5 separate regions of the Homo sapiens genome follow, and all the other regions are linked to region 1. The links are chromatin loops, found by intact Hi-C in ENCODE. Cell type or tissue: heart left ventricle. All regions are shown on one strand. Each heading gives the region's core, and the rest is flanking DNA. Links, peaks and the distances in the headings are about the cores only.

Region 1 (6,306 bases), core at 691-5,690:
CAAAAGTGCTGGAAAGACTTGTTTTGTTTCAAAACAAAATACTGAAAATGTCCCCTTGCTTTGATTTGTTTTGAATCATGATATTTTGCTTATTTTGAATTTGAAACTCATTAAAAGAGGATGTAAGGTTTTTGTGTTTATCTAGGGTGACTTGGATTATAAAAGAGGCAGAGAAACTCTGGGTGAGGCGATCTTAAAGTCCCCTCTGATCCTCACCTCCAGCTCTAAAATGACTGACATTTGGGCATACAGGGAAAAAGCAGAGAGGTGCAGCGAATCAGATACTGAACTTGAAGTCAGACCCAACTTCTTCCAACTCAGACTTTGCCACTCACTTTCTCGGCAAGTTAACAAGCGTCTTGGAGTGTCAGTTTCCTCTTCTATAATATGATCTTTTCCTCATAGCCTTATTTTGAGGTTTATTTGAAATAATGGATTTGAAAGCAACTGTCACATAGTAGGTGCTCAATAAATGTCAGCTGAGTATACTGTCTTTGTTCTCTCCATATCCCTGTCTCTAATCATAATAGTTTCCTTGTGAATACCTACCATCTGCTGAGTGTTGTCCACAGGCTATCTCTTTTACAAGCAGAAATTAATGATTTAATTCTTTGTTGTCAGTTGAGTTCATTGAATTGCCTCAAGGCGGTTCTGACCCTCAGAATAGAGACACAATGTTTGATGGGAATTTAGGGTATTCTGTCTGGAACTACACAGGTTTAAAATCTTTTGAAATTTAAAGTGGCTTTTTATTACTTTGGAAACCTATCCACTGCACGTTTTTATTTCTAACCATTATCCGTTTTCTCCCTTACTTTCCACATTTAACTCAAGGCTTCAAATACAAAAGCCAAGTTTGAAATAATCACAACATTTAAGCAATGAATGTAATGACAGCTTATATTTCCATGGCAGGAAGATGTACACTATATTTAATAGCTTTAGCCATTTACAGCAAAAATTACCACGGGGACTCCAAAGACAGAGGGTAGGAGGAGAATTCTGGGCCTTTGACTAAAGATGCCATAGTCATAAGCTGTTTTGGAAATGATTAAGTGATAAATACAGTAAATTTACCCTCAATTCTGGGAACCCCACAGTGCAGACATAATTCTACAGAAACAGAATTACTCTGCAAAGGCAGAAGTAATTATTATTATTGTTAAAAGGTCTAAACCTTAAGCCTGTGCTGTTTTATTCTCTTTAGCTGGAAGATCACTAAGTACACAGACGAGGGAACTTAGGTATGTGGAGCATCTATTAGACACCAACTTCTCTATCACTTAAAACCTAACCTCCCTCCACATTCCATGTAAGCACTTGGAACTGGACCCCCAAAAATTACAGTGAGGGAAACCAACAATCTTGAATATCTACGGTGTGCAAGCCACCTTATTATATAAAATATAGCATATGCATGCAATGCTTAATCATATATAAGGAATGCCAATAAGCTCAGAAAGGAACCCCTTGCCTTTGTTGAGGAGGCAGCTGTGTGTGGTATCATTCCTGGCTGCATGCCCATTGCCTAGCATTGTGTCTGATACATCCTGCAGGAATTAAGAATATGGAATAAGGAGCCAAACTTTGTAGATTCAAGTCCTACTTAGTAGCTGTGTGACTTTGGGTAAGTCATTTAACTTCTTCGTTCCTCAATTTCCTATTTGTGAAATGGGATGCTCTTAATACCTCTCTCATACTGTAATTGTAGAATTAAATGAGTTAATAAGGGTCAAATGCTTAAGACAGTGCTGGCAAACAGTAAGAGTTGCAAACATCATCACTTGTGGAATTGCTGGATAATGGGGACCTCACCATCACCCTGTGACATAAAGTGTAATAAACTCCTTTTTCCAGGTGGGGAAACTGAAGAAAGTACACCTGCCTGGTCATCCAGTTCTTAAGTGGCCTAAACAAGATTCCTACCTAGGCCTAACTAACACTAATAACAAAACATAGCATTTAATTAGTTTTTTTTCAAATGTTCTAGGCCTTTACAGATAGGCACATATTTACTTCTCACAACAATTATATGAGGTAAGTGTCAGTAACTCACATTTTACAGATGCAGAAACTGAGACTGAGGTTAAGTAATTTTCCCAAGGCCATATAGTCAGCAAATGTCAAGTGTGGGTTGTTTTGTTTGTTTTATATATTTTTTTCAACTTTTATTTTACTTTATTTTGAAACGGTGTCCAGCCCAGTGCCTAGGCTGGAGTGCAGTAGCAGGAACATGGCTCACTGCAGCCTCGACTTCCTAGGCTCAAGCAATCCTTCTGTCTCAGCCTCCTATGTAGCTGGGACCACAGGTGCACGCCACCATGCCTAGCTAATTTTTAAATTTTTTGTAGAGATGAGGTCTCACTTTGTTGCCCAGGTGGGTCTCAAACTCCTGGCCTCAAGCCATCCTCCCCCTTCTGTCTCCCAAAGTGCTGGAATTAAAAGAGTGAGCCACTGCACCCGTCCCAACTTTTATTTTATAATTGGGGGTACATGTGCAGGTTTGTTACAAAGGTATATTGCCTAATGCTGAGGTTTTTAGTATAATTGAGCTTGTCACTCAGATAGTGAGCATAGCACCCAAGAGGTAATTTTCCAGCCCTTGCTCTGCTCCCTCTCCCACTAACTCTAGTAGTCCTCAGTGTCTATCATGTCCACCTTTATGTCCATGTGTACCCATTGTTTAGCTCCTGCTTATAAGTGAGGATATGTGGTATTTGATTTTCTTTTCCTGATTAGTTCACTTAGGATAATGGCCTCCACCTGCATCCATGTTGCTGCAAAGGACACGATTTCATTCTTTTTATGACTGCATAGTGTTCCGTGGTGTGTATGAGCCATATTTTCTTTATCCAATCCACCATTGACAAGCACCTGGGTTGATTCCAAGTTTTTGCTATTGTGAATAGCACTTCGATGAACATAGGGATTCATGTGTCTTTCTGGAAGAACCACTTATTTTTCTTTCGGTACAGACCCAGTAATGGGATTGCTGAGTGGAAGGTAGTTCAACTCTGGGTACTTTTAGAAAACCCAGGCCAGAGAACCTGACTGTCCCCTACATGGAAGAAAAGGGCCAGGTCTCTGGAACCTGAAATTCAGCTAGCTGAGCTGCAGATCTGGCTGGCGTTCCTATGGCCAGAACTTGGACCTGAGGACTGTACGAGGACTGAGGATTGAGGCTGGGTCTCTGGGGCCGCCTGGGGCTCTGGGGCCGCCGGTGGGTTAGCGGGCCTGGAACACGGGTGTGGCCCGCAGCGCCAGTTTACAACGGCCGGCAGGACCGCAGGGAGGAGCAAAAGCAGGAAGTGCCGCGCGCGCTCGCACCGAGGGAACCCCGGCGGCGCCCCGCCTTTGCCGGCGTCTGGGCTCTGTGCCCGCCGCCCTCCCCGGCCGTTCGCCCGCGAGTCCCTTTCGCTTTTAACCCCAGCCGCGCTGATTGCCTGCGATTACTCAGAATCGCCCCCACTTGGCTGGCTGAGCGACAAAAATCAGCAGTAGCTGTCCGAGGAAAGCTCTTCGCAAACCGGCGCCCCCACCCAGCGGAAACACCCCAAGCCGGATCCCAGAAATCTCAGTCTTCTCCCAACCCCGGCTCTGCCTCTCTCTCTCAATGGGACTCGTCCGGGTCTCAGTTTGCCCATCTGTGCAGACGGTGTGAAGAATTTCTGCACAATCGAGAAAAAAAGGTGTGGAAACAGCCGAAAATAATTTTGATCCGAAATAACTTTGAGAGTTTTATAGTCTAATCGATTATTGTTTTAATAAGAATCTGTATTTTTTCATGCAAAAAGGAGTTTAACTGTCACCCAGGAAAATTCGCCTGTGGTTGGAGTTGCCCTGTGCGACACGCCCAGGGAAGCGCTGGAATGTCCCTTTCCGCTCCCATCTGTCTGTTAACCTGTAACCCGTTGTGCATGTATTTGATTCTTCCCGGTTAGAAGTTTTACAATCTCGGTGACGATAGGTGGGTTGGGGAGAGACTGGGTTTTGCAGCCAGATATTGGGTTACAATATCTTGCTGTACCATTTTTTTGCCTGTGGGACCTTGGTCAAGCCATTTCAACGTGCCGAGCCTCAGCCTCCCTTCTATAAAATGGGAAGAAGGAATCTCCTGCAGGGTTTCTGGGAAGATTCGGGCTGCTGTCTCTCTAGGGCCTACCATGTTCTGAGTGATCAGTGGAGAAGGGTGCTCATGGGTGGGGACTCCGACGGTCTGAGCCTGGATTTCTTCCACCTGCTCCTCCTTTTGGCCCCGTGGCTCCCCGGCCCTGCGAGAGGGCTGGGGCGTGGCGGGCTCCGAGCCTCCCGAGGCCTGCGTAGCGGCCGTAGCACCAGTTCCCGCCTCCCCCGCGGCCCGGCGCTGCGGGCGGGACCTGCGGCGACCTGTGGGCGGAAGTCTGTGGCTTTATTTACACAGAGGGCAGCCCGTGGAGGCTAGCCTTGTAAGGACGAATCGCTGGCGGGCCTGTGGGGGAGGCCAGGAAAGGCGGCCTTCGCCTGATAGGAATCTGTGAATAAATAAATACGTGAATGGAAGAATGCATTGAAATTCCCTCCTAGGATCACAGAAACGCATTCCAAAGGCAGCCTCAGAATCCGCCCACTCGCCCCCATCCCATTTGAGGATCAAATGATTCAAATGAGTTATTGCCAGGCCAGGCCTCCTGCCTCCCAGACCCCGCCGTCCTGGGGCTGCCTTTGGGGCGCGACTTCAGGGCTAGGAGTGAGATCTTGGGGCTAAACAAAGGGAAAGGGAACCCCGCTTTGCTCAGCACCTGCCATGTGCTAGGCACCTTTCCTATGTCACTTCATTGACTTTCATTCCCACGACGCTTTGGGGTAGGCACCGTCTTCCCACTTTCGTCTGGGAAAACTCTGGGTCAGATAGAAGTCACTCGCCCAAGAACAAAAGCGTGTGGGTGGAACAGCTTGGATTCAAATACAAGTCTGTCCTGAGCGCCTTTCACGCCACCGCGGGGCCCGGAGGAGGCGCAGGGGCCAGGAAGAGAAAGCGCGCTGGCGAGGACAGGGGAGCGGCGCGACTGCCCAGCTGCGTTTCCGGGTACCACCCCTTCCCGCGGTGTCCTTCGCTTGCCCGCTGGATCGCCAAAGCCTCTTCCAGCTCCACCCGTCAACTCATTCGCCGCCGCCCGGCCCGCTCACTCTCCTGATTTAGCAGCCAGAAGCCCCACGCCCGGTGACCACCGACCCAGAGCCCCTGGTCATGTCATAGCCAAAACCAATGTAGTCCTGGAGGACTTACAGGTGCACCCAGGGTGCGTATTTCTCCTGCCTCCACCTGAGTCCCGGCTCCGCATCCGGTCCTGGAGCAAAGGAAACTAACTGGTCTAGGCGCCTCTTTTCCCGGCAGGGCCCCACCCACGCCCACCCTGCCGAGGCCCCAAACAGGTTTCTTCACTTTCCCTGGCCCAGCTCCTGACCCGGGGCAGGAAGGAAGCCGGTTGCTCAATGTGCTGGAGGCTAGTTTTGGTTCTCAGGCCACCTATTGACCAGCCAATCAGTCAGGTGGGCCCAGCTCAAGCCACCCTGCAGGTACAGTGACTTGAGCACCTAGGACCACTCAACAAATCCTTAGGGGTCCTCACGCAACACAACACGTGGGCTCTATGTGCAGCCTGTGAGCGCCAGATCCCTTGGGAAAAATGAGCTGGATGAAGCCGGCCACCCCAGCCCTCTGGGTCCATCCTGCAGGCTTGCCCCAGGGCAACACACTGACCTCTTGCTGGGCCTCCATCACACATGCATCCACTGACCTTGGAAGACTTTCCAGAAGCCCCAGCTCGTTTGCTTTTAGATCTCTTGGCCAAGAGGACAGCATGGGCAGAAAATTCAGACAATGACAGGAGGAATTTATTCACAAACATTTACTGAGTGCCAGCCATTGTACTAGACCCTGGGGATACCAACGCAAACCAAACAGTCCCTTCCCCCACGTGTCCCCATCTAATGAGGAGTCAGGTAACAGGTCATTTTAAGAGGATGCCATGAGCCATTTCCCAGAGTGCATCTGGAAGAAGACCCTGAGTTGGTGGGGTGAGGAGTAGGGAGGCATCTGGAAAGACTCTCAGACTTCAAACACTGCCCCTTTCCTTCCTTCTTCCATCTTTCTACACTCATTTCTGGAGTACTGCATCAAGCTAAGAGCTCAGGGAGCAGGAGGTGGTTTTCAAAGGAGAACAAGTCATGGTGTCACAGTGTTGTGGTTAAAATGCCAGCGCTCCAGCTACAGCCACTTATTCTGTGCCTGTGGGTGATTCACATAATCTCTCTGACCCTTGGTTT
Region 2 (6,306 bases), core at 610-5,609, 470 kb before region 1:
CATTGTGGGGCAGCATGGGGATTATGCAGTGTCATTATCCACTAAGCACACTGGAGGTCACACCAGTGAAGTAGCACGTCAGATGTAAGCAAGACAGAGCTGGGTTGTGAAACTCTGGAACCAGCTGAGCTGAAAGTTTGTGTAATTTCCTTCCTGCTCAGAGATGGTTCCATATAGTAGACAGAGAGGAGACACGGAGCTTCTCTGGTAAGCTGTGGAGGCCCTGTAATGCTCTAACTGCATTCTATGAAAGCTTTTCCTGCATTAGCAACCTGCCCATTACCAGAGAAAAGAGATATTTTCCCTAAGATTCTTAGAATCATAGCACAGAAATAGATCTTATTATTCATTTATTCATTCCTACATTTATGTATTCATTCATTCAACAAAGATTTATTGAGTACTGTTCTAGGCATTAAAGAGATAGTGTTTGAGATGAACAGATATTTTCCTTGTCCTCATGGAACTTACAGTCAGGAAACACATTAAAGAAATAAACACACAAATATGTAGTTGATTCAAGTGCAAGTAGAAAGGAAAACAGAAAACTGTAAGAGAGGGAAGCTGATTTTGATTGAAGTTTAATTTAGAGTGGGGATTTTGAAGAGGCAGATAACATTACACACATTGTTTCTGGTCTCAACAACTCTATGAAGTGCCTATTATCACAACTATTGTACAGATAGGGAAACCGAGGTTTATGGAAATTGGGTGACTGGGCTAGGGAAGCACTATTAGTAAGTTTGGAGCAGGTTGTGCTCTCTCTGGTACTCCGTGCTGCATAACAGAAACCCGGAAGGTGAAAATTTTCCCACTTCCCACCTTTGCACATACCATGCCTACTTCCACCTAAAATGCCTCTCCCTTCATTCTTATTGGATTCATATTCTGCCATCAGTATCTAGTTGAGGATGTACCTCCTCTGTAAAGTTCCTCCTTCTATCTCAATAAATCTCTTTTCTTGTAGGATTCCTGCAACAATCATCAAATATTACTTACATGGCCTTGAACCTAGGATAGCTTGTCAAGTTAATTCTCTTTTTCACATGCTTGCCCTGATGCTCTTACTCAGAGGCCTACAGACAGTACAATGCCATTAGAGCCAGACAGACTTGGGCCTTCTCCCAGTTCTACAGATTGTTTGATGGATGAGCTGAAGAAAGTTTCTTAATCTCTCTGAACCTTAGATTCTCCTTGGAGAATGATTATATCTTACAAAATACCTTTAAGCATTTGTCACAGTACTCAACAGACAGATAATGTTTGATACCCCTTCATCTTCTAACCAATTCCATTTTCTAGATTGGAAGCCTCTGGAGGGCAAAAACCTGGAATTCTACTTCACAATCTCAGCAACTAGCATTGTGCTCTATAATAGCAGTGATTAATACCTGGTATATAATTATGGTGATGACAGCCCTTACCTGCCTACTGCATCTCTCATTACTAATAAGATTTGTTTTCTCCTATCTTTCTTCCTTTCTTTCTTTCGCCATTTAGATTCCTTTAAGCCTCTCTGAAACTTGACCCTCTGGCAGGAACAGGTGCCATTACATACAGACACTCTCTCTCTTCCAAATTCACCCTGTCATATCAAAGGGAAAACTGAAGTGGTCCACTGTAGACCTGACAGATGATCACAAACAGGAAACCAGCAATCAGAAGTGCCTACTGAGCTCCCTACCCTGACCATCACCTACAGCTACATTTTACAGATACAAAATCATTGTTTGTTCAACTTTCATATCAAAGGATGCTATTAGTTCATTTCCAAAGGTGGGAAAATGTTTCAACTTACTTTATTACTTGTCTGCTACTTACTATTTTCCCTCCGTTTGCCTGCCTGACTTCTTTTAACTCTTCACTCAACAAATATCTACTGACTACTGAGCACTTGCCAAGTGCTAGGCCAGAGCTGGATGCTGTACTACGGGCAGATGAAGTGCTATGGGCATCCAGAGGTGGAAGAAGAGGGTATAGCGAAAGGGGAGAAAAGGCTGCAACAATATTCACTGAGCCCTGTGCTCCCAGGTCATCACATAGACTATGTCATTATTCCTCCTAACCACCCACATGAGTAAATAGGGGCTATTACTGAAGAAACAGAGGCTTACAAAGGTTGAGCAACTTGCCCAAGGTCATCTATCACAAGACACTACAAGTCAGACTGCTGAAGAGGGAGTTTCTGCTGAGAAGCTGAAGTGGGCAGCTCATATTGGATATGAAGGCTTCAAAGGAATCTAAATCCTAATGATCCCTCTAGAGCCAACATGCAGCACCAGTTTTCTCTTCCACATTTGAACTGCTCATCCACTTCCGGCTCCAAGACCTCACTCTCCATCTAAACTAGTCCCACGCCATCCATATCTTTCTCCACTAACGCCACCCAATCACAACCCCACAGCCTCTTAGTCATGAGTCATTTTTTAAAAACTGCAAACCATGTAATGAGCCATGGCAATATGCAACCCTAAACCTCAACACGTGTTTTCCACAACAAGGCCACAGGTGGCAGAAGCGAGCCTAAGGCCGTAGGACACTAAGGCAGGACTCTCTGGCTTGAGCTTTCCAAAAAGGGAGGTGAGAGAAGGTCTACCTGCGGGAAGTCATGCTGAAGGCCTGAGGCTGAGTCAAAGAAGGAGCCCCCTGGAGGCTCTGCAGTTCCTGGACTTCAGGTAGAGGAACTCTGCCATGAACACCTCTGGAATCGTGTCATTTTGGGACAATTAGAGAATATCAGTTTTCAGACTGAGTTCTATGGGAAGGTGCCTGCACAACAAAGGAGAGACGGAATGGACTTCAGGTCTTCCAAAATACCCCTCATGTTCACCAAGTTGCTCTCTGCTCTAAGATACCAGATGAGGGGGCCAGTGGGGACTGAAACCCAGTCCCCAGTCTGCTGGCCAATCCCTTTGCCTGTGAGGCTGCTCTGTCCTACCAGAGAGGGCACTTTTCATAATTTGCACCAAGTACAGAATAGGATAGTGTAGCTTTACCCTTCTCCCTACCATCAACCACAGACACATCAACACATGCACACATACAGCCACACAAATATACCTACAGGCATACACATACAACACAGGCACATACATGTTTGCACAAAGTCACATGTAGACACAAACGCAGAGCACACAGACACAAACACAGGCACAAACCCATACTTACACTACACACACACACAAACACACACAGACACACAAATGCAAATTAAGCCACAATGTAGCACATAGAGATATAGACACAGACGCAAATACAGTCACATAGAGATATAGACACACACTTATACACACATATATGTAAATATACAGTCTCATTCACTTTATACCACACATGTATAAACATACACAATTGTATGTAGACACACATACACATAGGTACTCAGACCGCATAGATACATATGTACACACATACAAATATATGCACATACACAGATATATATATACACACATGCATCTTTAACCAGAACAACTTTACTTTTGTCAGTTTTATATGACAGAGTCTTTAAAAAAAGATTTCATCTGGCTTGTGTTCTACTATTAAAAGAGAAAATGAATTTGCTTGTTTCAAGGATTCATGTTTCTTTCATTAATCAATCAGATACTTGATGACAATATATAGAAATAAAATGACAGTGAGGAGTATGCTCGGACATAATAGTAGCAGGTCTTTCCATGATCTGAACATTATAATTAGTTTTGTTTTAAATTTATATCATGATTTAAAAGTTTATGATTTTTGGCCGGGCGCGGTGGCTCACGCCTGTAATCCCAGCACTTTGGGAGGCCGAGGCGGGTGGATCATGAGGTCAGGAGATCGAGACCATCCTGACTAACAAGGTGAAACCCCGTCTCTACTAAAAATACAAAAAATTAGCCGGGCGCGGTGGTGGGCGCCTGTAGTCCCAGCTACTCGGGAGGCTGAGGCAGGAGAATGGCGTGAACCCGGGAAGCGGAGCTTGCAGTGAGCCGAGATTGCGCCACTGCAGTCCGCAGTCCGGCCTGGGCGACAGAGCGAGACTCCGTCTCAAAAAAAAAAAAAAAAAAAACAAAAAAAAAAAGTTTATGATTTTTAACAGTGCTACATAATGTATGAAGCCAGGACTCCTGTTTTATTGATCACACACTCTGAGATAATTACAAATATTGCTTTCCACCCCATCTCCTTCAGCTCCAAAAAATCCTCTGGAGATTTGGAGAATTAGATGTTAATTAGGGGAAGGATTACATTATTAGGAAGTATACTAGGCAGGACTTTTTGGGTTGCAAGAAATAAAAATATAACTCAAATTTGCTTAAACAAATACATAAACCAAAAAGCTTTGATTTATATAACTGAGCATTTCAAAGGGAAGTGAAATTCAGGAAAGGCTGAATCCGGGGATTCCAATTATGTCTTCAAGGATCATTTTTTCTCCATTTTCCATCTCTTAACTTCTGTGTTGACTTCATACTCAAGTAGGATTATTTGGGTGAAAGCAAAGATGGCAAGCAATTGCTTTACCGTCACAATGTCCTTCTAAATCTTGGTAGGAGGAGGGTGATGATACCTCTACACTCATATTTCTTACAAGAGTGCGGAGCAAGGCTTCAATTGGCCTAGTTTGGATCAAGTGCCCACACTTAACGATGGGTTGGAATGAGATAAGCCTTATCTTAACCAGAAGGACTGAATGGTGAGGGGAGATAATTCCCTAAAAAGTTACTAGGCAAAAAAAAGGAAACATATTTCCTCCTCTCCTACTCCCAACAAACTTAATACTACACTTATGGGCCATCTATAAGTCAGGCTCTATGCTGGGGCTAAGGGCACAAGAAAAAAATATTCACACTCATTCACTATAGGAGCCCACAGACTAGTGATGTAAGCAAATTGTACAAGACAGAAAGAAACAACCAGAAAATAAAAGTTCGATAATATAAACTTTACCAAAGACACTGATAATAAAATAAATAGGTAAGCCAGAGTGGGAAGAAATATTCACAAAACATATATCTGCCAATGATGTTAATCCAAAACATATAAATAATGTCTATAATTCAGTAATAAAAAGACAAACATCCAATTATAAAAATGGGCAAAAGTTTTGAACAAACACTTCACAAAAGAAAACACATGAATGACCAATAAACCCATGGAAAACTTTTCAATATCATTACTTATCAGAGAAATGCAAATAAAAACCACAATGAGATATCACTACACAATGTCTAGAATGGCTAAAATTAAAGAGACTGACAACAACAAATACAGGAAAAAATGTGGAGTAACAACTTCTTATGTATTGCTGGTACATTTAAGTCTTTAATCCATTTGAGTTTACTTTTGTATATGATATAAGATAGGGGTCTAGTTTCATTCTTCTACATGTGGATATCCAGTTTACTCAAAATCATTTATTGAAGAGGGTGTTCTTTCCCCAGTGAATGTTCTTGGTGCCTTTGTTGAAAATCAGTTGGCTGTAAATACATGAATTTATTTCTGGGCTCTCTATTTTGTTCCATTGGTCTATGTGTCAGTTTTTATACCATGCAATATTGCGTTGGTCACTCTATCTTTGCAGGATATTTTGAAGTCAGATAGTGTGATGCCTTCAGCTTTGTTCTTTTTGCTCAGTATTACTTTGGCTATTCAGTCTTTTGTGTTTCCATACAAATTTTAGGATTGCTTTTTCTATTTCTGTGAAGAATGTCATTGGTCTTTTGATAAGAATTGTACTGATTCTGTAAATTACGTTTGGTAGTATGGCCATTTTAACACTATTAATTCTTTTAATCCATGAACATGGAATATCTTTTTATTTTTTGTATGTCTTCAAATTTTTTCATCAGCGTTTCATAATTTTTTTTGTGAGTCTTTCATGTTCTTGGCTAAATTTATTCCTAAGTATTTCACGTCCTTGATTAAATTTATACCTAAGTATTTTATTTCTTCATAGCTGTTATAAATGAGGTCACTTTCTCAATTTCTTTTTCAGGCAGTTTATTATTGGTGTTTAGAAATGCTATTGATTTTTGTGTGTTGATTGTGTATCCTGCCACTTTACTGAATTCGTTTATCAGTTCTAAGAGTATTTTAGTGAAGTGTTAAGGTTTTTCTGTATATAAGATCATGTCGTCTGCAAACAGGAACAATTTGGCTTTCTCTTTTCTAATTTATATGCCCTTTATCTCTTTATCTTGCCTAATGGCTCTGACTAGTACATCAAGTACTATGGTAAATAACAGTGGTGAAGGTGGGCATCCTTGTCTTGTCACGGTTCTTAGAAAAAAAGATTTCAGCTTTTCCTTATTCAATATAATGTTA
Region 3 (6,306 bases), core at 779-5,778, 260 kb before region 1:
AAAGCTTTGCAGAATGCTGAGCGCTCTGAACAATGTGAGTAATTCAGCAGACTCTGGAAAGGGGGCTGATCTACCTTTAGGGAGACTGTGATTAGGACATTCATGTGTAGTCCAAAGTATCTGCTAAAAGAGAGATGACTTGCTTATGAGCCATTAAGTTCCTCTTATCAAAAACTCCCACAACCTCTGCCCCAGACTCAATTCGAATAAATAACAGTTCAAACTGGTTAAATAGAGCACATTTCAACTCCCCCTGCCCCTGCTGGGATAGTGACTCTGATGCAGCAAGTTTACTGAAACACAAACTAATCATTCCTGTTGCCAAAGTAGGCTTTTGGCAGAGGTCTGTTAAGAAAGAAGAGTGAGAAAAATGTCCTGGATTGCTGAGGCAGCACTGTATTTAGACAATTAAATTTGGAAAAGCAAGACAGTTCCTGTAACTACCTCCCACATCCCCTACTCCAAGAACAAAAGGTTTTGTTGAAAGTATTCATATGGATATTAATACTGAAACTTTAAGGAGCCCCTCAGTAAACTCATCAGCTAAGTAATTACACCCAGCCATGGTGCTACCAGTGGGAAGGGTACAAAATCTCGCCTCCAAAAATTAGTCACTTGTAAGTTAACCCCACAGTCACGTCAAGCAACCCACACTTGATGGCTGATTCACAAAGATTCCTTGACATCTCTGTAGTTAAAGGGGCCAGATCACCATGGGAAGTCTGCAGAAAGGGAAAAGTTCACATTTACAAAAGACCTTTATGTTGGAGAAGAGTTTTGAGGAAAGCAGGGTTATAAGTTAGTCATTGGGTTAATGAGGGCAGAAAAGACTAATACTGCCAAGCACTTGTTGGGTGCCAAGCAGGGCGCTGAGCATTGCACCTGCCTGATCTAGTTTAGTACTCACCTAAATCCTGGGGGCAGGGATGTTTCTACCATGCCCAGAGGAGGAAACTGAGACTCAGGGGATGTGGAGGGCTTTGTCCAAAGTCTCACTGCTAAAGTGGCAGAGCCAGAGCTTTGAACTCAGGCTCTAGGTGAGATTTGAGCCTCACCTATGAAGTTGAGATAGAAGAAAAAGATGGGAGTTTTCTTTTTTACTTACAGGAGTTGTTGCAGGGGTTAAATATTCACCTTATGTTTGGCCTTGACCCTCGGAATGTAAATCCATACAGGAAAGACTCTCTTTGCTTTCCTAACCCACCCAATCTCTAATTGTCTCTCTCTCAGTCTCAGAGTCTACACAAACGACCAGGGCTCAGACCTCTCATCTACTACCCGGACTGCTATATCTTTGTCCAATCTTTTATCTTTCCTTTTTTCTAGCTGGTTATATAGGGAAATAGGAAAGACTAAGAATGAAAGAAAGGGAGCAAATAAGAGTGAATGAGAAAGAATGAAAGAGAATAAAGAACCAAAAAATTGAATAAGGAACATTGAAGAAGAGCAAATGAGAGTGATAGGTTAGGCTTTTTTGTCACCCAGACTGCGTTTGAATCATTGCCCTTACATATAATTGCTAGCTGTAAAATTTTGAGTAAATCGCTCTGTCACTCAGTTTCCTTTTCTTAATTTCATAGGATCATTGTGATGATCAAATAATATTGTCCATGCATTTTCTGTTCCCCATTAGGCACTCCATAAACCAACCAACCTCCCTCCCTCTTGCTAACTTCCTTCTGGTTTAGTCCTTGAAACAACTCATGAAGCAAGTGGTATTTATATTCTCATTTTACAAATGAGGAATGGGGAGCCTAGGGAGAGGAAATAATAAGGATCACCCAGCAAGTGAATGTCCTAGCCAGAATTCAAATGCAGATCTGTCTTTCTCCACTACTTAAGAAAGAAAGAGCAAGGTTGGGGGTGGGGGCAATCTGAATGGCACAGGCTTTTACAGTTTCTCCTTTAGCTGCTCCACTGGAGGGCTGTTGAGAAAATTATCCAAATCATGTTAATGAGCAATTGAGTGCTGAGTTTCTCTGAGGGAAGATAACGAACAAAAGCTCTGGTTAGGGCTGGCAGCCAGGAGCTGAGATAGTTATCTCAGCTGATACCACCAAGGGGCTCTCAGCTCAAATAATTAACTCAATTGCCTCCTCTCAGGGGTGAAGTGGGGCTAATAAAACGTAACCACCTAGCCTGTGGGAAAATGACTGAGTGCCCATAGATGAAGTGCTTTCAAGACTGTCTGGCACCTAGAGGTATCATCGCAGAAGCCTTGGTGAGTACCGGCTGGGCCCAGGGAGAGCTTTGACTCCTTGGAAGGAGCCCACCAGTCTTGATGTTGGCTCAACAGAAGTGGATCTGAATCCAGGATGTATCACTCCAGAGCTTAGGATGTTGGATGTAGCTCTCAACCTCTCTTGAGACTTGGTTCCTCCTCTATAAAATGGAGTTAGTAGAATTTACATCCTGGAAAAGGTGTTAGATGGGTATAAAAGAAAGATCTCCATACAGGACCTGACACAAAGCAGTTACTCAGCATACTTGAGATTTCTTCTCCTACAACAGATGTCTTTGGGGAAGGAGAAGAAGAAAGAAATGCAGTCCCCACAGGCAAATAAACTGATTTGCATCGTCTTGTTAGGGAAATGGCAGTTTCCCAACTCTAAGATTTGAGTAGGCAAATCACTTTTACTGACGGTGAGTTTTAATGGCTTCAGCCAGTTGGTCTTTTCCTCCCACCGCTCCATTACTACAGAAATGTATTTCCTTTATCCTTCTGACCCACAGTCTTTGTTGATTGAGAGCTTACTTGAGGCACCGTGGTAAATGCTTTCCTGAGATCTCTTATTTCACAATAATAAAAATGAGTGATCGCATGTATCCTCCAACAACTCTGGAATAGGTGCAATTGTTATCCCTATTTTACAGATGAGGAAACCAAGGCACAGAGAGGTCAAGTCACAGGCCCAGGGTCATTTAGTAATAAAAGGGAGAGTTAAGACTCAAACACAAGTTTGAGTCTGAGTCCACTGCTCTTAGCATGGTTGGAGTCAGGAACTCTTTCCTAGATCACCCTGCAAACACCAGCTGACCAGGCTGAGCAGCTCATCTGTTCAGTTCAGTCACTCCTTCCTAGAGTCTGATGTCCTGCCACCCTCACCTCCTGAAAGCAGGTTCAGAGCTTCATAGTTATTCGGAAGTCACTGGTTACCTTTCCCAAAGCATCAGTAGGGTTACCTGACAAAGAAGGTTATACTAAAGTTGCCAAATTGAGTCGTGGCCCCTCTCCCCTTGCCCAGCCCATCTCTCCTCGCTCATTCTGTAGATCCAGGCTTCCTCTTCCCCTCAGTGCTGCATGGCACACAGTAGATACCTCCCCCTCAGTGCTGCATGGCACACAGTAGGTACCTCCCCCTCAGCACTGCATGGCACTCAGTAGGTACTTGTCTGTGGCCTGAGCTCTCATCACATTTACAGTCTTGCTATATGACTGACAGAGAATATATATGACAGAGAATATGAAAAATCATATTCTCTGAACCACATTTTCCTTATCTATAAAACCAGCAGGGGGAGAGATGGGGATAATTCCCAGAGAGAAGTAACATAGCTAGAGATTAAGAGCATAGGCTTTAAAGCAGACTGCCAGAGTCCATATCTTGCTCCTACTAGTTCTGTAACCTTGGCCAGTTCATGTAACCTCTATATGACTCAGTTTACTGTAAAAGGCAGATGATAGCAATAGTACCTAGTTTTCAAGGGTGTTGTGAGGAGTAGTGAATACATGTAAACTACTTAGAACAACCTTCTAAAGGGCTGTATTCAGGATTTAATAATAATAATAAAACAATTATTACTGCTTGTATCCTGTTACAGAATATAAACATTTCACAGATCTCATTAGCCTCTCATGGAAGCCTCTGAGAGGTGTACCCTACCTCTTTACTTTTGAGATAACAGAGATTCAGAGAGGCCAAATAATTATTCCAAGATCACGCAGCCTGCAAAGGACTGAAAAGGGATGCAGACCCAGGGTTTCTCTCCTCTGCAGAGGCAGATATATGGTAGAGCCTGACATACATCTTGGTGAGTTTTGCTTTCGCTCCACGCCCCTTCCTCCTCCATCTCTGCGTATACCTGAGAATGTCTATGTAATCTAAGCCTTAGTTTCTTTAACTATAAAATGGGGGTGATACAGACTATCTATCATCTGGGAATATCTAAACCTTTGCTGTTCAAAATATGAGCCACAGAACAGCAATATCAGACTCCCTGGAGCTTGTTAGAGATGTGAACCCTCAGAACTGCTGAGCCCAAATCTGCATTTTTAACATGATCCCCCAGGTGATCTGCATACATGTCAAAGTTTGACAAACACTAGACTAAAAGATGTAAAAGTGTTTTGTAAACTATGAAGTCAGGTACACCATGTTAATAGTAATTTGATAGAAATGAATAGCAGCATTTCCTATACTTGCTCAGTATTTCCATTCACACGGACATTACTGGTCACTTGCTCCTGAAGAAGGGGAGGACAAGAAAGTGACCAAAGAGAGGCATTCTCTTGGTTAAGTGAATTGGTTCCTGGGGGAACATGCTTATGTGGGACATATACTAAAATATTATTGTTGCTTATCTGAAATTCAAATTTAACTGGGTGACCTGTATCTTTTGTTTTTTGTTTTGTTTTGTTTTGTTTTTGAGACGGGGTCTTGCTGTGTCGCTCAGGCTGGAGTGCAGGGGCAGGATCTCAGCTCTCTGCAACCTCCGCCTCCTGGGCTCAAGCGATTCTCCTGCCTCAGCCTTTGGAGTAGCTGGAATTACAGGTGAGCACCACCATGCCTGGCTAATTTTTGTATGTTTAATAGAGACAGGGGTTTCACCATGTTGGTCAGGCTGGTCTTGAACTCCTGATCTTGTGATCCACCCACCTCGGCCTCCCAAAGTGCTGAGATTATAGGCATGAGCCACCACAACTGTCTGTGACTTGAGTCTTATCTGGGAATTATTCCTAAATGGATCCAGTTGTCTTTTAAGTGCAAAGTCCCTGACGTTTGGGGTATTCATTTAGCTAATCGCAGAGCCCAGTGTTAGGGCCTCTTTTGATCCTAAGGTTACTGAACAATGGTAGGGAAGGGAATCCTATTAGCAAGTGTCCCACTTTGTGGAGTACCCATCATTTCCAGTCGCTTTACTTAGACAATTACTGCTTCAGTCTTGAGACTTGCTGCTCCAAGTGTTGTTATGGATCAGCGGCGTTCCTTGTTAGAAAGGCAGAAAGAATCTCAGGCACCACTCTAGACCTACAAAGTCACCTGCAGTACAGGTGACTAACATGTACGTTAAAGTTTGAAAGGCATTGGGCTAGGCTATTTGGGGTAAGGAATAGTCAAGTATTCCTTGAAAAAAAGAATCACTAGTAGACTTGATTTTTTTCTAGACTGGTTTAGGTGTACAGCGGAATTGAACAGAAAGTACAAAGTTCCTGTATACTCTTCTCTACCTTCACCTAGTTTTCCCTATTACAAACATCTTGCATTAGTGTACTACGTTTGTTACAATGGATGAACCAATATTACATTATTACTAAGTCAAGTCCATAGTTTACACTGAGGCTCACTCTTTGTGATGTACATCCTATGGCTTTTTGTGGGTTTTCTTGAGGTGTAAATTTTACAATTTATTAAAATTTAAGGTACATTATAAAACTTAACGCTTGTAAGAACCCCGTGAAAGTAGATAATTGAGGGTATTTCTAATTAAATTTTACAAATGAGAAAGCTGAGGCTCAGGGGGGTTATTTAACTTGTCCAAAGTCACAAGGCTGCCAACTGGCAAAGGCAAAATTTAAGGCTAGATCTCTTAATTGAAATAAATATATTTTCTTCCTCAACTACAATGACTTACACAATCTGTTCTCTGTTTTAAAAAAAATATTTCAACTTTTATTTTAGATGCAGGGGGTACTTGAGCAGGTATATTTAATGAGTATATTGCATAATGCTGAGGTTTGGGATACATATGATCCCGTCACCCAGGTGTGAGCATAGGATTCAATAGACATTGAGTCCTTGCCCCGCTCCATGCCTCCCCTCTTTAGTAGTCCTCAGTGTCCATTGTTGCCTTCTTTTTTCTTCTTTTTTTTTTTTTAGACAGAGTCTCGCTCTGTCGCCCAAGCTCGAGTGCAGTGGCGCGATCTCGGCTCATTGCAAGCTCCGCCTCCCAGGTTCACGCCATTCTCCCGTCTCAGCCTCCCAGCTGGGACTACAGGTGCCCGCCACCACGCCCGGCTAATTTTTTGTATTTTTAGTGGATACGGGGTTTCACCGTGTTAGCCAGGATGGTCTCGATCTCCTGACC
Region 4 (6,306 bases), core at 769-5,768, 320 kb before region 1:
CAATCTTATTTTTCTTTGTACTAGCAGCACTCATCAAAATGTTTTGTGTGCCAGTGTGTCCAGATTATTAAAGTTAGGAGTCAGAGGATCTAGTTTGGCCTCTGCTACACACTGGAGGTGTAATCTTAGACCAGTCATTTAACTTCTCCAAGCTGTTTTCTTAGTCCCAAAATAGGAATAGTCTTAATATTTGACTTTCCTACTTGTTGGGGTTATTCAGGATGATAAAAGAGATAAAAAGCCTGTTGAACACCATATATTTCTATAAAGGCTGAGGGGAACATTCCTAAGCATTATTCCCAGTAGGCAGCATGTCTTTCCTCCTGGCAGCTCTTAGCCTTGCAAAACAGCCTGATAGAACTACTAATGGTTTCCTGCCTAGGTCCCTGCTGTTTCATGCCTCGGTGCTTGTGCACTTTGCACAGGCTGGTTGCTCTGCTTGGAATGCCCTTCTCCTCATTTCCTCATCTTTAAACCTCACTCCTTATTTACGGGATGCCTAAGAAACTCATTTTCCAAAATCCAGCTTCAAAGAGTCTTCTCCCTAAAACCCATTTAGACCCATTCAACCAAAGTCAATTACCACCTCCGCTCTGTGTCCCACAGTAACCAGTAAAGACTGCCATCATATCTCTCATCACCCTGCAGTACAACTATTGTTTAATTATTCATTTAACGGCAGCAGAATAGCACAGCAAAGAAGCACATAGGCCCTAGAAACTGGGTTCAAATCCTGGCTCTGATACTTAACTAGTTGTGTTGGGGAAGTGACTTACTATCTCTGTGCCTCAGTGTCCTTAACTGTTAAGCAATGATGATAATGATACCTCCTTCATACAATTGTTGCTTGGAAGAGACACATTAAACCCTTAGAATAGTGTCTGATGCATAGCGGATGCTCCGTAAATCTCAACTTTTATTAATGTTTCTGTCTTTCTTATTTGACACCAAGGACTTATCCTCGGTGCCTAAAACAACCCCTGACACACAGGAAGAACTCAACAAATGATCGTTGAACTTATGACTCAGAGAATCCCACATGCCATGAATTCCTGTGTCTCTATTCAGTCCTCTCCCTTACCCCCTGGATCCTGTCCACTCTCCACTTTTCCTTAGAAACAGGTCTTGCAGCTTCTGCTTTCCATTCAGCATCAGCACTGCTTTCTTGGCTAGGAGTTCCCCTATCTCCTGCCCTGTTTCCTATTTGGCTTTCTGACTCAGATTCTTCCTGTTCCACCCAGCTAAGAGCCCTGCTTCAGACCCAACCTGCTAAGACATTGTTTTCTCCACTCATTCTCTGCTTTGAACCCTCCAGATCCCATACTTTCTACTGATTATATCAGACGTCTTCTGCCAGGAGTGTTAAGATCCCCCGTGACCACTAATTTATCTTCTCACTGCTTGCCTGGGCCTTTCTCTGAGCTTGGCAACCCCTTCACCATCTTATCCACCTACGTTATCCATCCACCCATCCATTCCGCCACCCAAATTACCCACCTATCTACTACCATCCCTTCAACTACCTACTCACCCATCCACCTCCCCACCCACCTTTCCATTCATCCATCCATTTGTCCACCCAGGCATTAAATTAACATTCACCGTGTATTTATCACCCTCCAGTCACCATATAGAACACAGACTTGGACAAGAAGAAAAGCTGGTCTCCAACTCCTTGTAATTTTTAATCTACAAACGGAAATCAGATAACTGAAGAACTGTACTTTGTGGCAGAAGATATTTTGTGTCATATGGGTGCTATCACAGGCTTCTAAATTAAGCTTCAGGGAATCTGAACTTCTTAAAATCATAAGCAAAATTGTGTGGGTGAGAGGGTGTGTGTGGTGCCTCTTTATATATATATGGGCGTTTCTCAAAGGAGAGGCTCCACGGCTCTGTGATATTGTCAAAGGGGTTTTCCAGGAAATACCAGGGGCCGGGTAAGGAAAAACCCAGGGAAGAAATAGCTTTAGTTTAGGGCTTTAAAGGGAGGAAAATGGAAACTAACATTTATTTCAGACCCACTATGTGCCAGGTAAAACTTCTAGTGTGGCAACCCTAGATATGTCCTTGTTTGGAATATGGGAATGGGTGGGAAACAAGTTGGAGGAAGCTAGCCTTTATTGAGTACTGGGCCAGGCAGCATCATTTTATTTAATGCTTACAGTAACGTTTCAAAATAGGTACAGTCATGTGCCACATACTGTTTTGGTTAGTGGCTGACTGCATATATGATGGTGGCCCCACATGATTATAATACCATATTTTTATGATTATAAGATTATAATACGTTTTCTATTAATTTATAGATGCATGAATATTATTGTATTATAATTCCCTATAATATTCAGCAACGTAACATGCTGTATAGATTTGTAGCCTAGGTGTGTAGTAGGCTACACCATCTAGGTTTGTGTAAGTACACACGATGATGCTTCCACAACGACAAAGTCACCTTAAGGACACATTTCTCAGAATGAATCCTCGTTGTTAACTGTCACATGGCTGTATATTATATGTATCTTACGGAGGAAGACACTCAAAGAGGTAAAGCAAGGCCCACACCCCACAGCCTCGAGGCGTAGAATAAAAAAGATTTGAACTGAAGTCACTTGGGCTCTAGGGCCCATGATCTCTGCATCCCTCCCAGGGCTTCCTGTGGATCAAGCATGTCACTGTGTAAGTGCTTTACACTGTAAAACACCACTCAGTGTAAGAGAAGATGCTGTTGTCTGTGCTTTGAGAACATTAAAAGGGTTTTACAAGCCTAAGGAATTGCTGTCATTAAATTTTCAACAACCTCCAAAAAGAATGACCTTTTCCTGGAGATTCAGCCTATGTAAAAGGTCAGCGAATCTTGGTTCTCACCCAGAGAGTGTTATCACAGCAGTTTCCAGGAACAAGGCTGGGTACAGGGCAGTCACTCAGCAAGCACTTGTGGCTGGGTCTGTTGGCAGAAAGGAGCCCTCAGCCTCATGCCAGCCTCTGTGCCCCCCGACCCCTGCTGGGGTTTCTGCCTGGGGAGGGCAGGAGAGTGCTTCATCATAGCCAGCAGAGGAAGTGTCACCTCAAAACCACCCCTTTGCCTGGAGCCATGGGCCTGGCCAGCAGAATACACACTTCTATGTCCGGAAATTTCTGGAACTTTGAGAAAGCTTGTGTCCCATTCAGCTGCCCACCCAGAGTATTCCCCCTGCTGCCTAATATTCACCCACTCCTTGTGTGCATGAAGGAATTCAAAATCCCTGGACTTCTTGCAAGGGGAAAATTGAACTAAGTGACCTCTAAGTGTCCTTCTAGTCACAGAAAACTGGGATGAATTAAGAGAGAAAAGATTTTTTTCAACTAAAATTTTTTTCTCCTTCAAAGCAAGGACCATATAATTTGTTGATTTGGCCTCATCACACCCTTTACCCTCATGCTCCTGTCCATCTCCACAGCCGCCACCCTCCTCCAGAACACCACTATTATTGCCCCAAATCACTGCTTCAGCCTCCTAACAGCTCTCCCTGCATGTATCTTGTTATGTCCCAGCTGTTCTCAGAAGCCAGATTGGTATTTCTAAATGGATCTCCTATCTCGGGCCTGCTTATAATTCTTCCATTGCCGTCCTTGATGGATTTCAAGACCTGAAGATTTTTCCGACTGTTTGGCTCTCCTTTCACCTCTTCACACATTGTGCCCTTGTACCCTGTGCTCTGGCCACCTCATCCTCACCCACCCACCTTCCCTGGCTCTTTCCATGTGCTGTTGTCCCTGTTGCCTGCATCTCCAAACCCCTCCCTGCCGTAACTCTTTTTCAGCCTGCAGGGCTCAGTCACTAACACAGAGATGCTTCCCTTGAGCCCTCCCCGCTTTGTTTCTTTTTTTTGAGAGGGAGTCTCCCTCTGTTGCCCAGGCTAAAGTGCAGTGGCATGATCTCGGCTCACTGCAACCTCCGCCTCCCAGGTTCAAGCAATTCTTCTTCCTCAGCTTCCCAAGTAGCTGGGATTAAGGCACGCACCACCACACCCAGCTAATTTTTGTATTTTCAGTAAAGACAGGGTTTCACCCTGTTGGCCAGGCTGGTCTTGAACTCATGACCTCAAGTGATCTGCCTGCCTTGGCTTCCAGAGTGCTGGGATTACAGACTACAGGTGTGAGCCACCATGCTGGGCAAACCCCTAACAGAGGAAGAGGTGCCTTCCTCTGTTGTTACTGCACGCACAGTCCTCTTCACCCCATATTGTAATTTTCTGGTAAGTTTTCTGTCTCTGCCACCGGCTGTAAGCTCTGGGCAGGCTGCTTCTCTGTTTGCTGGTTTGTCATATTCTCAGGGTCTTGCCCACAAGGCCTAAGACCCTCACCTTTAAGAGGTACTCCATGAACACGTTTGCACTCCACAGAACAGGGATCTACTCAGAGCGCTGGTGAGGTTAGATTTCTTTGCCCCAGAGCTTGGAAGGCCTCACTGCAGAGGGCCCCAAATGTGGAAACCATTAGTGCCTCCTCCCTCTGCTCTTAGTGAATTTGCTGGGAAGGCAGGGGGCCATGGGAGGCACCTGAATCATATTATAGAGCTTGGAACCAAAGGAAGGCATAACTGAGTGGCCTTCCCTACCCCCAGCCCCTGTTTTTAGCCAGATGACCAGCACCCTGCCCCCTCAGGCACCCTGCCCACCTCTCTGCCAACATGTTCTGGCTGTGACAGCACCACCACCACTGCATAGGCAGGGGCAGTCACATTCAGAGTGGGTGAGGCAGAGAGTCACTTCAACCCTGACATTCTATCTGTCCCTTGTGACTCAGGTTGCCACTTACCCCTGGGGCTTCAGGACACAAGCAGGGATCACCCTTTCAGTAGATATCAGTGATATGGGGAAAAGGCCAGACAGTGGGCTGGGCTGCTGAGTCACTGAGAGTGAGTTTCCCTGCCTTCCGCTCTACCTGAGTTTGCCTGTCTATCTCAAGGGGCGTCTCTTCCCCTCTCTGAGGCCAGTGTGATTCCTGGAATGGATTTAATTCACAGCATGCAGTGGGGATATCCCTTGTCTACCTTTTTCTTTTCTCTCTCTCTTTTTTTTTTTTTTTTTTGAGGCAGAGTCTCGCTCTGTCGCCCAGGCTGGAGTGCAGTGGCATGATCTCGGCTCACTGCAACCTCCGCCTCCCTGGTTCAAGTGGTTCTCCTGCCTCAGCCTCCCGAGTAGCTGAGACTGTAGGTGCACACCACCACACCTGGCTAGTTTTTGTATTTTTAGTAGAGATGGGGTTTCACCATGTTGGCCAGGCTGATCTTGAATTCCGGACCTCAAGTGATCCACCTGCTTTGTCCTCTCAAAGTGCTGGGATTACAGGTGTGAGCCACCACGCCCAGCCCCTTGTCTACGTTTTTAAAGGAAGATGATCTAACATGGTTGGGAAGAAAGCAGGCTTTGGAGTCAGACATGCTGAGCTGAATCTCAATTCTGTAGTCTACTAGCTATGGCACCCAAAGCAAGTTGCTTAACCTCCCTGACCCTCAATCCCTCCTCTATAATGGGAGGATAATGCTACCTAACTCGTAGGATTATTGTGATAGTAAATGCAGTAAAGTATGTGAAAGGCTTAGCTGAGTCCTTGGCAAATGGTGAACAGTTCCTAAATGGTACGTGTTATTATTTATACAAGCTGACGTCTTCGTAAATGCTTGATCTCTGGGGAACACCATGTCTCTCCATAGACCCCAGGCTCTGGCCTCCAACTCTGCACATCCACAGTCATATGTTTGTGGCTTTGGAAAATTTAGTTGAAATGTGGTGAGACAGGAAGAAAAGAAAAGGAAGTAAAAGGGTAGTGACTTTTTTTCTTAACTGTCTCAGATGCACAAACTGCTTCCTCAACTCAAATAACTCCTGGCTATGTTTGTCTGAGCAGAAGCCAGATGCACAAGAGAACACGGGGGCTGTATAGATAGTCCGGAGAGCAGGGTTTTACTATGTCAGGCTTTCTGTCTCAGACAACTAGAGAAAGCAGAGTCTGGTAACTGAGACTTTGAAATACATGCACTCCTTTACTGTCCGCTGAATTGAGACAGGTTCTGCGCTTTGGCTCTTGGTTCAATCTCTTTTCTCCTCTTCGTCCAATGCTTCTACTCCTCCAAATAGAGGAAAAACATCAGTGTACTCTCTGGATCAACATGGAGAAGACCTAATTTGCTCAGTGTCATTTGGCAAGATGTTTAACCTCCCTTGTAACCTAGCTATCTTTAGCTTCCATGATGCTATTTTGAAATGTCAAACTAGCAAATACTGCTTCCAGAATGGTTCTGATCTGGGATGTGACAGGATG
Region 5 (6,306 bases), core at 392-5,391, 66 kb before region 1:
AGTCATTAAATAGGAGATTTAGATGTTGACCCCAGGATCCCGTGCAGAGGACACTAAACATTTTAGAGATAGAAGAGCCCTTTAAGATCTTTAAATTCAACCCTCTCCTTACACCGATGATAAAAACAAGGCCCAGAGGAAGTAAGAAATATGTTCAAGGAAACGCAGCAAGTTTGTGGTAGAAGCAAGTCCAGATTCCAGGACCCGAAGGTCTTTGTAGCAGCCTTTGCAGCAGCCTGGAGGTGACATTGGGCCTCAGAAACCATGACTGGCCTCCCCCTCATGTTGACATTTCTGCGGCAGTGACTTTGAAAGCTGCCTTTTATGGCTCTGGCTTTGGAAGGGCAAACACTGTTATCAGTAAAACAACACAGGTGCTTTCTAGAGTTGGAGCCAGGTGGAGCCAAGCAGGAAGGGAGACCCCTTCGCACAGGCAGACATGACCCAATCACCTGTCTGGTTCAGAAGGGTGCAAAGACCCTCCTTGGGGAGTGGAACAAGAGGCTTCTGTGGTGGTGAAGGGCATGGCTTGGGGGCCAGACAGGATAGCTTCAAGTCTCAGTGACATGGCTGGCTAACTGCAACCTCAACAACCTCCCTGACTGAGCGTCAGTTTCCTCAGCTATAAAACAGGGATGTTGATGGCTCAGTCCTATGACTGAGCATATTCCAAGTGCTCAATAGCACATGTGGCTAGTGGCTACTGTATTGTACAACACAGATACAGCATTATCACAGAAAATCCTATCATGCAATGCTGGTAGGGGCTCTGGGCTCTTGACATTAGTTCTTGATCTCACTCACTACAGCTACTGAAAACAGAAGACTGGTCCAAGTGAGGTCTCCAGCTCTAAGGGCTCGGATTCACGGCAGAGATCCACGGTTCCTGGCTCCTCTCTCTAGCCCTTAGTCCTCTCTATTACTGCAAGGATTTGGCTTCAAGGTTGGAGCCTGGCTCACTGCCTTTCTTATGCTTCCTAAGCAGAACCCCAGGGTGAGAGGATGTGTGTGTGAGGGGAAGAGGCTGGCCAATGCCTCCTGTAAAGGTAGGTGTCCAGAGTCTGAAAGCCTTGGGTTCAATTCCTGGCTCACTCACTCAGATGTTAATGGCTCCAGGTAAGTCACTGAACCTCTCGGAGCCTCAGTTCTCACATCTGGGCTTGCTCTAGTAAGGGGTAAAGAGGTAATGGAGGGAGAAACACTTTGGAATCTGTAAAGTACACTGTTCAGAATGAGAAACTTCTACAAGTAGATTGACTCTCCTTGCTCTGCCCCTTTCTTCACTAAAAGAGTATTTAGATAGAGGCAGATAGCTGCCTTAGAATATAAGCAAAAAGATGTTTTATTTAGAGACATTTTCCAGACATCTGGAGATGAGAAGAACTTGGTATCCCAGAGACACCCTGGAAGAGTCCCCTAAAGGAGAATGGGAAAAGGAAAACATTCTCTGAACACCTATTATATTTTAGATACTGTGACAGTCCCTTTCATATATAAAGAGTGGCAATGATGATGATGCTGGCTAACAAGAAAGTTGAGTGCCCACTGTGTGACAGGTACCCTTTTGATTGCTTTACATATATTATCCCCATTTTACAGATGAGGAAGCTGAGGCACTGCAAAGTAAAAACAAATTTCCAAGGTCACCCTAAGCTAAGGTTTAAATTGCAGCAGCCAGAGTCGCAGGGCCATGTGCACAGCCGTCTCTCCACACTGCGTTCAGTCTGCACATTGTTAGTCTCATGTAACACCACCTGCCACTTTCAGATAAGGAACTGAGCCTCAGGAAGATTACGTTACTTGCTTAGGGTCACATAGAGGGGAGAGAGGAGGTTCATTGAGTGTTTTGCTTTTTTTCTTCTTTCTTCAAAAATATTTCCTTCTTTGGCTATCTTTTTGACTAGAACAAAGGCATTGTTGATTCAGTTCGCGTCTGAATCTTGCTTCCTATTATTTCCTCACTTGAGTCCTAGGTTCCCCTTAGGATCAGACAGAAGAAGTCTACTGCCTTGTTCATAGGGAAATCTCTGAAATACCCAAAGCCTATCCTCCCAACATGTTTGCTTCTTTTCTTCTTCAGGAAAAGAAATACAAGTCCTTCCGCCTTGGCAAAGATGATAGTACCGTTCCCTTCAGTGTTCCGGTTCTGCTCTATTGGATAAGTTCCGGTTTGACTATGACTACGTGAAAATGTGGAACCAGACCTTCACCCCACATTCCAGCTCCAGCTCTACCACAGAGGAAGTGCAATATCACCTTAGTTATTCAACACATTATGCTCCTCGTGATACAACCAGAGTTCACATCAGCAATCTTGGCAGCTCTCACCACGCTGCTGACTCACGACTCTCTCATGTCCCAATTTCCTGTCCATTGTTCTTTCCTCTACTTGGCCTGATTTCTAAAGGCCTCTCTTGGTTGCATTAAGCGGGATTCCTGAGGGATTCCCTTGGCAGTTACCTTGGGGGAGCTCTTAGGTTTGGGGCTGATCCATGTCCTCTAAATGTAGGACTTCAAAGCTCCCAAAGATAGGCAGGCCCAGTGGGAAGCTGGGAAATGCTCTCTGACCCCTCTGGGAGGGCTGGCAGTCAGAGGGCCTTTTGGAAAGAGTCAGACCTGATCCATAAGTCCCTGGAAAACACCCTGCCCAGGGAGCAAATGCCACTGTGGCCTTGACTGAGGCTTCAGAAGAGTTTGGGAGCTGCAATTCATCCACACACGCATTCATTTTCAAGTAGTGGTTTGCAGTTCAGGCTTTGGAGCCACATAAGCCTGGCTTCAAAGCCACTTTCCAGCTTTGTAGGAAGTCTCTACATTTTTAAACCTCCATTTTTTTTTCCTGTAAAACTGGGGTCTTCATGGTACTTAACTTCATCGTGATGTTGAGAGAATGAAAAGAAAAAGGATAAATAAATGGCTTAGCCTCGTGCCTTGGCACATATTGTGATTGTTTCTTCACGTCTTTGTTCTCCTGGTGAAGCATTTATTCAGCAAGTGTTCACCAAGAGGCTGCCGGGGCAGCTGGGCGCTGTGGCGGAAAGAACACAGATGCTAATAAAAGCCTGAGCACAGGATCAGGCTCTGTGGGTAAAGATGCTCCAGTGGACCAGCTGAACACTTTACAGGAGACTCGTTCTGGCTCTGCATTTGGACGGCTGAGCTCCCACCCACTTCATCCCCCACCCGCAGCACACACACCAGCTTCTGGGCCATTTCTGAGTTGGGAGCTTCTCAGATTACGCTCAGTGTGACCTTGGGCAAATCCCATCACTCATCTCAGCCTCTGGCATATTTCCTATAAAACAGAGATAATAATACCCACCATACCAAGTTTTTGTAGTAGATTAACCAACAGCAAATGTGAAGTGCCCAGCGAAGCCCAGCATGTGGTTGATGCTCCACAACTTCTAGCTCCATTCCCCCCACCACACCTTCCATAACCGTGTGCCAAGCTTGGGCTAGATGCTGGTGGTCAACAGATTAAAAGAAGCTAGACCTGCCTGCAGGGAATTTAAACTTTAATGGGGGAAATAAACATTTGAACTTCTATCCCAGAGAAAGAGCGCTAAGGGCTGTGATGAAATTATGTCTGAAGGGTTATGGAACACCAGGAAGGGCAAATCGCTTTGCCAGTTTGGCCCTCAGTTTCCTTGTGTGTCAAATGAATGAAATTGGTTACTACCCCATGTGAGATGACTTAAGTGAGTTAGTGAGTGTGCAACTACATGTCGGAAAGTTTAGTTCTGTGCTAGTGCTTCTATTTACTTATCTGTTTCCCCATTAGAACTTCATCCCCTTGAAGGGGATGTCTTCTAAGCCTATGTCTTATTCATTCCTCTGTCCCCAGCACACTGGCATAGAACTGGTGCCCAGTCAACATCTGTTGAGTAAACAGATAAAATGACTTATTATCTAATTTTATCCCCCAAGACCCCAGAGAGATACACCATCCTATAGATGGAGGAAAAACTGAATACAGAGTTCAGTGAGTGGCCTGGCAATCAGTGGCTAAGCCAGGCATCTTGGAACCTGTGGTGATGACCTTTCTGCTAGATTTCACAACACAGGCCACTCTGGTTCGGGTGGGATGACATTGCTTTCCTGGACATGACTCAGCTTTCCCTGGGGGTCACTGAACCCAGCCATCAGCCTTCACACTGAGTCATGGGCTGAGGTGAACTTCAGACCTGAGGAGGGAGCAGGGCTGCCCTGCCAGGTGGGTGTGCCCAGGGATCCCTCAGTCCAGCTGAGCACACCACCTGGGAAATCCTTCATGGGGTGAAGATGGGGCGGGGACAAGGATGTCACACCAGATCCACACCCATCTCCCACAAGAGCGTCTAAAGAGCAACACCTATCCCGTCACTGTGACTGGTGGGCTCTGACTCAGAGGTGCCCCTTCTCCATCCCCAATGTCACGTCCTCAGCATTGACTCCAATCATCTTTTGTTCTGCCTGGACTCCTAGCCTCCACTCTATCAACCTTCTTTTCAAAGAAGTTAAGTGATTTGCCATAACCACACATTATGAATATCATGTACTTATGTTCAGAAATTCTTGACTGGCTCCCTACTACCTGGAAAATAAAATCTAAACCCCTGGCTCAGCACTCAAGGTCCTCTTGCTGAAGCCTCAGCCTACTTTTCCTGTTTTTTTCCTCTGTACACCCTTGAATCCTTCATTTTAGATCAGTCTGTGTGTTGCCATTCTACAGAGTTGCCCTTTACTTTCCCTTCTCCTTGCCCTTGCTAATATACTAACTCACTTTCATCTGGAATGTCCTTCCCATGTCTTATCCATTCTTCGGATCTGAGCTTAAAATCCGCCTTATTCAGGAAGCCCTCCCAGATCTCCTCAGCCCAAACACTGGGATAATGCCAGCTATGTTTATTGATAATTTCTGTTGTGCAAATTGTTATGATCAGTACTTTATATGCTTCATTTCAGTTGATATTTCCAGCAGCCTTATAGCTAAATGAGTATTTATTACCCCATTTTATAGATGTGGTAACTGAGACTCAGAGAGGAGAGCTAACTTGTCCACACCTACATTCCTCTTGAGATTCAAAGGCCAGTGTGCCTGACTCCAAGTTGCTCCATGACTTTGGTTCGTACTTCCAATGTTCTTTGCACCTCTTTGAGGTACTCATGTTGTTGGGTGTTGTATTTTCCTAGGGGACTCATCCACTCAGTTCTACTGTGATCTTCCTGAAGACAAGTGAGTAGCTCTGTATGTAGTGTCTGACATAGACTGGGCTGTGAGGCAGAAAGCAAGAGCGAGAGAGTGAGAGTTATGAAGCACCGCCATGTGCTAGTCCATGCTAGTTACCATAAACATACATACATAGCTTTTAAGTGTTGTTAGTCTCATTTTACAGAAGAAACAGAGGCACAGAGAGGCTAAATAACTTGACAAAATCTATGAGAAAAAAAGTGGGGTAGACCTACATGGAATCATCTCAAAAATATAACATTAAGTGAAAAACACAAAAAATGGAGTGCCTGTTGGCATCATGTGCTCTCATTAGGGAAAATAGAAACATATTAAAACATATATATGCTTGTTTATGCTGAGACTGCTTTAGGGACACAGAAGAAACTGCTTCGGGGAGGTGACAAAGGAGGGCCTTAGAGGAATAGAGACTGGAGGGTTGAGGGAGACTTATTTTTTTAATCATCTAACAGTTTGAGTTTAAATAGGTATTTTTAGTTATTTGCATGTATGTCTTTCTCAAAAATAAAATTTGCTTATTTAAAATATGGATTCATGAAAATTTTTGAAGATCAAACATTCCAAAAAGAATTTAGCCTTGGGCTTTTCTGGCTCCAGGAATCTTTATATTATAACCATCTCATTTCTGACATACAGGCATACCTCGGACATATCGTGGGTTCAGTTGCAGACCACAGCCATAAAGCGAATATCACAAGACAGTAAGTCACACAAATTTTTATCTTCTCAGTGCATATAAAAGTTATGTTTATACTATACTATAGTCTTTTAAGTGTTCAATAGCATTATGTCTTTAAAAACACTGTATATACCTTAATTAAAAACTACTTTATTGCTAAAACAAAAAAAAATGGTAACCATCATTTGAGCCTTCAGTGTGTTGTAATCTTGCTGGTGGAGAATCTTGCCTTGATGTTGATGGCTACTGACTCATCTTAGTGGTGGTGGTTGAAGATTGGTGTGGCTGCAGCAATTTCTTAAAATAAGGCAACAGTAAAGTTTACTGCATCGACTGATGTTTCCTTTCATTCCATCTCTGATGACAGATTTCTCTGTAGCATGCGATGCTATTT

The links. Hi-C counts contacts between places; a loop is a spot of excess contacts. Peaks named below come from ENCODE experiments on the same cell type or tissue, not always from the same donor. Only the 100,000 strongest peaks of a DNase experiment are listed, where the experiment ranks them.
Region 2: it touches region 1 in a loop (2.4-fold over the local background); 20 of 110 quality-filtered maps call a loop at or near these places.
Region 3: a loop joins it to region 1, with 1.8 times the contacts of the local background. A loop is called at or near these places in 5 of 110 quality-filtered maps.
Region 4: a loop joins it to region 1, with 2.5 times the contacts of the local background. A loop is called at or near these places in 9 of 110 quality-filtered maps.
Region 5: a loop joins it to region 1, with 2.1 times the contacts of the local background. A loop is called at or near these places in 35 of 110 quality-filtered maps.

What each region holds. Positions count from the first base shown.
Region 1 is chr1:58,813,473-58,819,778 of GRCh38, reverse strand. The region is part of intron 1 of JUN-DT (JUN divergent transcript); the gene reads right to left. LOC101926907 (a long non-coding RNA gene) reads right to left here and starts at 5,339. Exons shown (of 2, transcript XR_246327.5): 1 at 5,267-5,339; 2 at 3,737-4,511. RefSeq lists silencers at 3,256-3,405, 4,218-4,417 and enhancers at 3,859-4,854, 4,855-5,851. In heart left ventricle, for the core only: CTCF peaks have their summits at 3,099 and 3,299; DNase peaks (open chromatin) are centred at 3,328, 4,368 and 5,098; H3K4me3 peaks cover 2,725 bases; H3K27ac peaks cover 3,138 bases.
Region 2 is chr1:59,286,563-59,292,868 of GRCh38, reverse strand. FGGY-DT (FGGY divergent transcript) reads left to right here. Exons shown (of 2, transcript XR_001738089.2): 2 at 1-3,573. Among named protein-coding and RNA genes, the nearest start is that of FGGY-DT, 6.8 kb to the left of the region's middle. In heart left ventricle, for the core only: a CTCF peak has its summit at 2,508; no DNase peak of the experiment used is centred there; H3K27ac peaks cover 4 bases.
Region 3 is chr1:59,073,947-59,080,252 of GRCh38, reverse strand. All of the region lies in intron 2 of LINC01358 (long intergenic non-protein coding RNA 1358), which reads right to left. Among named protein-coding and RNA genes, the nearest start is that of LINC01358, 57 kb to the right of the region's middle. RefSeq lists enhancers at 1,537-2,078, 2,079-2,622, 3,167-3,710 and a silencer at 2,142-2,436. In heart left ventricle, for the core only: a CTCF peak has its summit at 3,507 (motif pointing right); no DNase peak of the experiment used is centred there.
Region 4 is chr1:59,138,086-59,144,391 of GRCh38, reverse strand. All of the region lies in intron 1 of HSD52 (a long non-coding RNA gene), which reads left to right. Among named protein-coding and RNA genes, the nearest start is that of HSD52, 5.6 kb to the left of the region's middle. RefSeq lists enhancers at 4,114-4,613, 4,614-5,115. In heart left ventricle, for the core only: a CTCF peak has its summit at 2,993; a DNase peak (open chromatin) is centred at 2,991; H3K27ac peaks cover 5,000 bases.
Region 5 is chr1:58,879,509-58,885,814 of GRCh38, reverse strand. All of the region lies in intron 1 of JUN-DT (JUN divergent transcript), which reads right to left. LINC02777 (long intergenic non-protein coding RNA 2777) reads left to right here. Exons shown (of 5, transcript NR_183656.1): 5 at 2,081-2,937. Among named protein-coding and RNA genes, the nearest start is that of LINC02777, 21 kb to the left of the region's middle. RefSeq lists a silencer at 196-391 and enhancers at 2,424-2,718, 1,621-2,820. In heart left ventricle, for the core only: no CTCF peak of the experiment used is centred there; DNase peaks (open chromatin) are centred at 2,324 and 4,173; H3K27ac peaks cover 1,783 bases.